Linked DNA regions of Homo sapiens: region 2 is linked to region 1. The links are chromatin contacts, found by Hi-C or POLR2A ChIA-PET in ENCODE. All regions are on one chromosome and are shown on one strand. Each heading gives the region's core, a stretch centred on a gene start or an enhancer-like site at or near the end of the contact. The rest is flanking DNA. Distances are from core to core; before and after follow the strand shown.

Region 1 (4,456 bases), core at 199-2,698:
AACATACCATGTTACTAGATTTTATGTACAGTTAACCAAACAAGATACAGCAAAATTCTTTCTTAAAAAGCTCTTCGGACACAGTAAAGATGCCCATCCAGCAAGTAAATGTAACCTTTTTTCCCCCACTGTATTTTCACTCGTTTTTTTTTTTTTTTTCCTAATTTCAGTGACACTATAGTTTGAAGCTAGTTTACAAACAGAACTCCTGAAACTGATTTAGGTAATCTCTTAATCTGAGTAACTCAAAAAATTAACACAAGCCTGATACTAATATCGCCCTGGACATCCTGACAGTGCTCTTCCCTACTTTCCTCAGTATCTTAAATGTCTCTCCAAAAGAAATGTCACAACAGGAGCAACACACAATCCAAAACAACACTGTCCACATAAGACGTTAAGCTCAAGAATGAGGTCTGACTTTAAACGACCCTTTTCGATCAACTCCGCCAGGTCTGAGAGGGCCCCCAAAAAGCAAAACCCTTAAGTTTCCCTATGGTCTTCTCTCCATTCAGAAAGTTACTAGACGCCAACGGAGATGCGAAGAGGCGGGGATCGTAGGGGAAGGAAGAACCGGAGGAAGCAAGGAGACAAGTCAAGGAACTCCCCCAAAGACAAATTCTCTTTGCCCCGCCTCTCCCATGCGCAAAAGTCCACGGAGGACCCTTGAGAAAGGCTCACCTCTCTCCCTCGGGGCCGGGGCCCTTGGGCTACCCAGGGCCCCCCAGGTGGGAAGACAACAACCCGAACACTTCGGGAGAAGCAGATGCGGAGGACGTAGAGGGATGGTAAAGACCCGGGAAGTCCCGTAGGAAAGTGGCAGGGAGGACGGCTTGAGTACTTCACAGGCTCTGTCACGACCCTGGGATCACCGCTCGGGGACAGCTCCAGCGAGGACAGAGCTAAGGGTCCAGCCCTCTGGACAAAGAGCAACCATCCCCGACACCTCTCACTGAGCCTTTCCCCCCGGCCCGGCCCGCAGGCCCGGGCACACTTACGTGGAGAGTTTCCTGGTCCAGAAGAGGCCCCCGGGCCACAGCTCTTGGAGCTGCACGGCCCGGCCCAGGTTGCATTTGATCTGGGCCAGCTGCAAGTCGGACTCGGCGTCTAGCCGCTCCGCGTAGGGCAGCAGCTTGTTGTAGACGATCTCCTTCTGCGGGACGAAGCCCCGCGGGCCCGGCTCGGGACGCCCGCCCGGCTCCGGGGGCTCTCCGACTCCCGCCCGCTCGGCCGGCTCCATGAGCCCAGGGACACCCCCCCCACCCCCTCCCACCCGAACCCTCCCCGGCCCCCACCCCTCTCCGGGCTCCGCCTCCTCCGCGTCTTCGTCGCCCTGCGGCCGCTGGCGGCCCGTCGCCCTCGGACCGATCGCTAGGCCCCCTTCCCTGGCCGGCGTGCTGCTGGGCCCCACGCGGCTCTCAGTTCGTTGGCGGCGGCAGCGGCCGCTCTGCCCGCCCCGCACCGGCTCTGCTGGTGACGCTGCAGCCGCCGGGCCCAGAGGTTCCGGACCGGCCTCAAGTCACTTCCGGGGCGGGGCGGGGCGGAGCGACGGCGTCGGGGGAGGCGGTGGTGGCGGCAGCTGGAGCCCAACGGGCTGCGCCTTCTTCGCCGTGGGCCCGGCTCGGAGCCCCCACCCCAGGCCTCACCGGCCCAGCGCGAGGCTGCCTCACCGGAAACACGAGGCCGAATTCCAAGCTATTGTCCTGCTTCGCCGGGGGTCGCGCACTCCAAGCGGCAGCCCACTGGAGTCCCAGTCGCCACGACAGGCGGCAGCCAGGTCGGCCTGGTCCCCCTAGCCGAGCAGCCCCGGCTTCTGGGTTAGAGGGGTTTATGGAAAAGCCTACGTACCCACTTGCTCCTTATAGATTTATTTACTCCATCCCGCTTGTTCCTTATAGATTTAATTTTTCTGTCCCCTTTAAGTCCCCATCTTTCTGGTATTCTGGCCGCCATCATTCCAAAGAAGAAAATAGTTACTCGCTGAACAAATGCTATTTGAACAGCTGTTTTGTGTGTAAGGCGCTCAGTTTAGGCTATTGAGATAGAAAGTTTAACCTGGTTTCCGCCCTCCCAAGGACTTAGTCTAGCAGAGATAAAGACGTGAATTACAAGATAATGCTCTTAATTGCTAGATAAGTACAAGAATCCTTAGGAACTCTACAAAGAAGTTGAAACTAGGGGGTTTGAGAGGGTGTCATTTTCCTAGAAGTGATACTTAATTTAAGCTATGAAGGTTGAGTGCAAAGTTGGTTAGAAAAAGGAGGGAGGAGGACACGTATTTCAGCTGAGAGAACAGCTTTGACGCTGCAAGCATGTATTCTAAAAATTCAAAGTTCAAAATAGCGTAAGAGAGGGGACGGAGAAATGAGACTGAGAAGGCAATCCTAAGGAATTCAGAGCTTTATCCTAGAGACAAACTTCCAAAAGATTTTAAGCATAGCAGTGGGATGATATAATTTACATTTTTTAAGAATTACTCTGGCGGCCGGGCGCAGTGGCTCACGCCTGTAATCCCAGCACTTTGGGAGGCCGAGGCGGGCGGATCACGAGGTCAGGAGTTCGAGACCAGTCTGGCCAACATGGTGAAACCCCGTCTCTACTAAAAATACAAAAAAGTTAGCCGGGCGTGGTGGCGGACGCCTGTAATCCCAGCTACTCGGGAGGCTGAGGCAGGAGAATCGCTTGAAACCGGAAGGCGGAGGTTGCAGTGAGCCAAGATCGCGCCAGGGCACTCCAGCCTGGGCAACAAGAGCGAAACTCCGTCTCAAAAAATAAAAGGGCCAGGCGCGTGGTGGCTCACGCCTGTAATCCCAGCACTTTGGGAGGCCGAGGCGGGTGGATCACGGGGTCAGGAGATGGAGACCATCCTGGCTAACATGGTGAAACCCCGTCTCTACTAAAAATACAAAAAAATTAGCCGGGCATGGTGGCGGGCGCCTGTAGTCCCAGCTACTCGGGAGGCTGAGGCAGGAGAATGGCGTGAATCCGGGAGATGGAGCTTGCAGTGAGCCGAGATCGTGCCACAGCACTCCAGCCTGGGTGGCAGAGCGAGACTCCGTCTCAAAAAAAAAAAAGAGTCACTCTGGCTTCGTCTGGAAAATGGGTTGGAACTGACAAGATTGGGAACTGGAGGACCCTTTAAGGTGTGACATAATCATGGCCTGGATGTCAGTTGAAATTGAGAGCTACTTCAGCAGAATGGCTTGGGCTTAGTAGTTGACTGAAAGTGAAAAATTAAAAAGGAAAGAGACAAGACGACGCTGGGTAGATAGGTGAAGTCCTTCACTGAGATAAAGAACACAGCAGAAACAGCTTGGGAGGCAGAATGCCTATGGGATGGGTATGTTGACATATGTATCAGGAGGGTGATCTAAACTGAGATGCAGATTAGCGTGTAGATGGACGACAGGAGGGAAGGAAATATACAGTATGAAAAAATAGGGCCCTTCACAAATCTCTGAGGAGCCCCACATTTAAGGACAGACAGAGAAAAGGAAGGTAGGCCACAAAGAATATTCACAAAAAGCAGAGAGAGGAGGAGTTCTAGGAAACTGGGTGTCTCATGGAGAAGCGAACAATCCTACCTTAGGTAGCTAACAGGTCAAATGAAGTGAAACCTGAAAGGGTTTATTGGATAGTTTATTGATAAAGCGCATAAGAACAGTGTCGTTGGAGTGTAGAATAGAAATCTGATTATGGTGACAAAGGACAAATGGGAAGTGAATAAATAGAGGCAGCAAATATGGACAACCTTTTAAAAAATAATGGGGTAGGGAGAGCCGGAAAGAGATGAGTGTCAGGCCTCTGAGCCCAAGCTAAGCCATCATATCCCCAGTGACCTGCATGTATACATCCAGATGGCCTGAAGCAACTGAAGATCCACAAAAAAAGTGAAAATAGCCTTAACTGATAACATTTCACCATTGTGATTTGTTTCTGCCCCACCCTAACAGATGAATGTACTTTGTAATCTCCCCCACCCTTAGGAAGTTTCTTTATAATCTCCCCAACCCTTAAGAAGGTTCTTTGTATTTCTCCCCACCCTTGAGAATGTACTTTGTGAGATCCACCCCCTGCCCCCAAAACATTGCACTTAACTCCACCACCTATTCCAAAACCTATAAGAACTAATGGTAATCCCAACACCCTTTGCTGACTCCTTTTTCAGACTCAGCCTGCCTGCACCCAGGTGAAATAAACAGCCATGTTGCTCACACAAAGCCTGTTTGGTGGTCTCTTCCCACGGACGCGCGAGACAATGAGGAGGTACTTGGAATAAAAGGAGGGATTTTTGAATGTGGGATATATATATGTGTGTGTGTGTGTGTGTGTGTGTGTGTGTGTGTGTGTGTGTGTGTATATATTTTTTTTTTTTTTTTTTTTTTTGAGTCTCACTCTGTAGCCCAGTCTGGAGTGCAATGGATCCATCTCGGCTCACTGCAATCTCCGCCTCCGG
Region 2 (4,714 bases), core at 2,042-4,541, 490 kb after region 1:
TACTAGAATGGAAGATCCATGAAAGCAATGATTTTTTAAAATTATTTTACCCATTGCTCTATTTCAGAGCCGAGAAGAATATAAGGCATATCTATCTCTTGAATAATGAAAGAATAAATTACTTTATGCAAGAGTAAATATGTTATTAGTGCTTTAAAAAATTCATTCATAATGATAGTTTACATATAAGTCTTTAGGTTTTCCCAGTGCAAAATTAATACATGTGAATTCCCAAATGAAATATATTTTAAATATGAGGAAATTTCCCAGACTAGTTCAGAGTTAAAAGGAAGCAAGTTTAGGAGTAAACAGGAATTTTAAAAATATATGCAAGTTTTCAAAATATGTTCTGATTTTAAAGTTTTGGGCTATTATCAGTACAATAAAAGATGAGTTCAATTGGGTTAATATAATATAACCAAGGAAATACTTAGAGTATCATTCTCTTTTCTAAACAAAACAGGTTGTAGTAGACAATACTGTTTATCAATACCTTTTTATTTTATTTTATTTTATTTTATTTTTTGAGACAGAGTCTCGCTCTGTCACCCAGGCTGGAATGCAGTGGTGCGATCTCGGCTCACTGCAACCTCCGCCTTCCAGGTTCAAGTGATTCTCCTGCCCCAGCCTCCAGAGTACCTGGGACTATAGGCGTGTCTCACCATGCCCGGCTAATTTTTGTATTTTTAGTAGAGACGGGGTTTCGCCATGTTGGCCAGGCTGGTCTTGAACTCCTGACCTCAGGTGATCCACCCACTTCAGCCTCTCAAAGTGCTGGGATTACAGGCATGAGCCACCGTGCCCAGCCTTCCCCTACATTCTGAATGGAAAGTTAAAATGACAATTTATATCTGTAAAAATTTTGTAATAAAGTATTTTGATGGGAGATAAAGCCATATGCAATCACATGGTTTTAAAAGTGGAGAGTAGTATGTTACAAACATGATATTGAAGACTTCTAGGTTCCTTTATATCAACCCTGATTCTAATATGAGAAGAAACTAAGCCGCTTCTGAGATACATGGGAATAATCCTTCTGAGCTGTTATCACTGCCTAAGACTTTTTATCTTTTTTAGATTTTGCCTTCCATAAAAATGTCTTCTCCAATAATCTTTCCAGTTGTACTATCTTTTCTTTGAATTGTTACTTCTTTTTGGTCGTTGGTACACTGAGTTCTCTAGGGTGATTTTTTGCACCTAAGGGTAAGAATTCAAAATTGTGATGCAGGTATTTACAGTAGAACTCTGAATCCTTGTCTTTCACATTTTTGGAATAATTACTGGGGCTTTACTAGAGTACCTTGCTAAGGTGTGTGTGGCCTTTTTTTTTTTTTTAATTAAAAAACAACGTAAGTGGGAGTGGAATGGGGTAAGGGAGGTGAATCATTCATCAAATGAAAATTTATTTAAATACCGTTGTCTGTGATAAAGGAATAACCATTTCAGAATAACACTGGAAGAATTAATTTAAATGGATGCACTTCCCAATATTGTTACTGTTTTCTTTGGTATTTCATTAACATTGTGAGTGGGGAGGTGCTGGGGTCCATGGTAAAAAAATAAGTAAGTGAAAGGCAAACAACTTTGCTTTCTAGTGGATTTCCCTTATTACCTAATGAGGGCAGCAGCTTACAAGTTGATTGTGTTCAATTCAACAAATTTGTTTTAGTACCTAAGTGCCTGCTATATGTACAGAGTGAAGAAAGAAATAACCCTACCTTTAAGAGAGTTTACGGTCTGGTTGTGTTGATTCACCTTCTGAGAAAAAATGTTATTTGCTTTCCTCAATTTTTTTCCTATCAAAAGTAAACATAGGTTCAAACATTCAAACCTATGAAGGCCTAAAAGGAAGAATCATCTTCAGTTTGCTGTGACGATTTCACTGAGTTTTATTTTAAAATATTCATTTAAAAATACATACAAACATATAAACCCATCAGGCCAGGTTCTAGTGATCTGAGATATAAGCATGATACAAACTACTTGGCTGCCGTGTATTTTTGTTTTATTTTAATCCAGGTGATCAGGTCTGTATGGGGAAAAAGCCCTGGGGCTTTTTCAAACAGGAAGGGCCCTCCTCCCTCTGAATGCCCGCAGTGCCGCCCTGTGCACTTTACAGAACAAGGAGAAAGTCAGTTTCTTCAAACTGCTTTTCTAAAGAGCGTTTCCATTCGTGGTCCTGGTGATTCCACCATCTTTTCTTCACAACAGTGACGGTTCTGGAATTTCTACACAGCCTGAGGGGCTGACGGGGTAGACCAGGTGACTGGGAAGGGGCAGTGGCACATGACAAAAATTTGAGGAAACGTCCAGTTTCCGTTTCAGGGAATGCGCATAGGGGAAAACGCAAGTCCCCACGCCATCACGGGGCCCTCCACCGCGGCCGGACGACCCCTCTCTCGGGAGTGACTGGGGCAGGGCACCTGGCCTCAGGTTCGAGCGGAGCCTGCACTGAGAGGCAGGAGTTGGATGAACCACTTGTAGGGTCTGCTCCCAGCTACCCAAAGCGAAAGGGTGGGCGAAAAAGCATTTGCAAAAGAATACATTAACCTCACAAGGAACGACCCCCACCACCCATCCTCCAGCGCCCAAGGTTTCCCACGAAGAGGTCGCCGTCGCCCTTCTCCAAGTTGGGTAGAACCTATAAGGCATCACCAACTGCATCTCAAACCAACCAAGCAAGTGACGCTCCAAAACCTCCCTAAATACCCTCTCTCCCCAGCATTCCGAACGCAACATCAAGGGCGAAAAGAGGCTGCACAAATCACGTAGAAAATTAGACCGCCTCTTTCCATGGCGATAATCGAATTAGCCTCAAATTAAACGTGAAATTGGCCCTCTCCGGCTGTGGAGACAAAGCCCCTATTGTCCTGCTCGGGTAGCGGCAGCAGCAGTGCCCACCCCGCCCCGGCCAGCCTGGTCGGTCCCCGCCGCTGGGAGGATGAGGTCCGGGCTGGACCCGGGAAGAGCCTCAGCTGGAGAGGACGTGGACGCGCCCGAGGCTCGGCTCCCTGGGCGGCTGCGGGGCTCCGGGCAGGAGGAGAGGGCGGGCGAAGCAGAGGGAGCGGGCGGGAGTGGGGAGGGAGGAGTGCGGAGGGCGGAGGGCGTGCGGGAGGGATCCCGGGAGTGCGCTTGTGTGTGTGTGCGCGCGCGCCCGCCCCGCGCGCTCCTCTCCCCGCCCCTCGCCCCCTCCCTGCGAGCGCCCTCCTCTCCTCCTCCCCCCGCCCCCCGCGCTCCCGCCCAGCCCCCGGAATCAGTGCCGCTGTTGCCGTGCAGGCTGCGGATTCCTCCAGTCCCTCCCTCGGCCGCCTCTCCTCCCGGAGCGAGCGCGCAGCCCTGCGCAGCAGCGCCCACTGGTCCCGTCCTGTGAGCCCCGGCCCCAGCCGCGGACAGACCCGCGGAGTCGCCTCCCGGCCCACCCGCCCGGCCGCCGAGGAGCGGGAGGAGGACGGGACCCCGGCGCCCCCACCCCATCCCCGGGAGGTAGGTAGGGGGCCCGAGGCAGGGAGATGCCAACTCACTGGGGCTGCCTCCCGGGTGGGCTCCGCGGCGGCGGACGGGCGGGAGGAGGGGCGCGGGCCCAGGGCCGGAGGACGCCGCTGCCCGCCTGCCCTGCGCCCGGGGAGCCGCGTGGGGGCAGGGAGGCTGCAAAGCCCGGGCGGGGGCGGCGCGGGGAGCCCGGGTCGCGGGTGCTCATTGGTACTCGGATGATGCGGGACGAGGGGCGGCAGGCTCTGCGGTGAGGCGGCAGCAGACCCGCCGTGCGCACCGCTGCCGTCCGGCCCCAGCCCCGGCGCGGCGCGGCGATTCCTCCTCCCTGCCTCCGCCGGCGCCTCCCTGCAGCCGGGCGCGGCGGCCCCTGACGCGGAGGCCCCTGGCGCGGAGGTGGGTGCGGAGCGGACAGCGGACAGCCGGAGGGTCTATTTTCAGGTGCCCTCTCTGTGGCCCCGCGGGTGGGGAGCGGGGGCGGCGGTGACAGGGCCGGGCTCTGCGCGTAGCGGTGCAGGGGATGCGGCCAGGCGTGGTCCCGGCTGCGCCGCGCTGCAGCTGAGCCGGAGGCGGCGGCCCCGCGCCCCCACCTCCGCCCCATCCCTGCGCTTGCTACCCTCGTGCGCCCGCCCCCCCCCCGCCCTTTCTGCCGTCCCCACTCTCCCAGGGCTGGGCGTGAGCCGCCTCCGGGCGCCGAGCCGCCGCTGCGCCCGCCCTTCAGCTCCTGCCACCCTCTCTTCAACAGGTTTGTCTCAGCGCAGGGACCCTCCGGGCCTGCTTTGGGTAGGTGGGCTGGCTCGTCATCACCCCCCACACCACGCCCACGGCCCTCTTTTAGGGGGCGCCTTCTCTTTGTTTTTGTGATAGGAAAGGTGCCAACTGCTGCCATCAGATGAGGAGGGGGTGGGGATCAGAACGCAAACCTCTGTCCATTATTTTTCCAATCGAAAGCCAGGCCAGATAGTAAGTGAGGACAGGGTGCGTGTGGGGGTGCTTCGGCGGAGCAGAAAATTGAATTCGGTGGGGTTTATTTGGGCGGGGATGTGCTTTTTTGGCAAGATGGATGGCTCACGGTGCCCTCGCCGTGATGCAGCACAATGCAGCAGTATCGCAGCTTCCTTGGTTCTCGCTGGCGGGGCTTGGCACGGCCGCTCGGCGCCTGCGGCCCCCGCCCGGCCCCACCCAGGCCCGGGGCTGCCCTTGGCCGAGGCCTGGAGCTGCTGCT

What was found. A loop is a pair of places that touch in the nucleus more often than their neighbours do. ChIA-PET counts read pairs that join two places held with the same protein, here RNA polymerase II (POLR2A). Pooled maps may share reads with other maps.
Region 2: a map of gastrocnemius medialis shows a loop between it and region 1 (5-fold over the local background). The contact joins the promoter of SPTBN1 here to the promoter of PSME4 in region 1. A Hi-C loop is called at or near these places in 3 of 168 maps with a recorded cell type or tissue (chondrocyte, endothelial cell of umbilical vein and gastrocnemius medialis) and 14 of 50 pooled maps. POLR2A ChIA-PET finds 5 or more read pairs at or near these places in 3 of 52 experiments (GM12878, H1 and WTC11).

Annotation. Positions count from the first base shown.
Region 1 is chr2:53,969,545-53,974,000 of GRCh38, forward strand. PSME4 (proteasome activator subunit 4) reads right to left here and starts at 1,449. Exons shown (of 47, transcript NM_014614.3): 1 at 999-1,449. The coding sequence starts at 1,240. It also overlaps a transcript of ACYP2 not described here. RefSeq lists enhancers at 297-1,061, 1,328-1,622, 1,918-1,967 and silencers at 1,118-1,317, 1,292-1,453, 1,328-1,717.
Region 2 is chr2:54,453,036-54,457,749 of GRCh38, forward strand. It overlaps SPTBN1 (spectrin beta, non-erythrocytic 1), which reads left to right and starts at 3,292. Exons shown (of 36, transcript NM_003128.3): 1 at 3,292-3,483.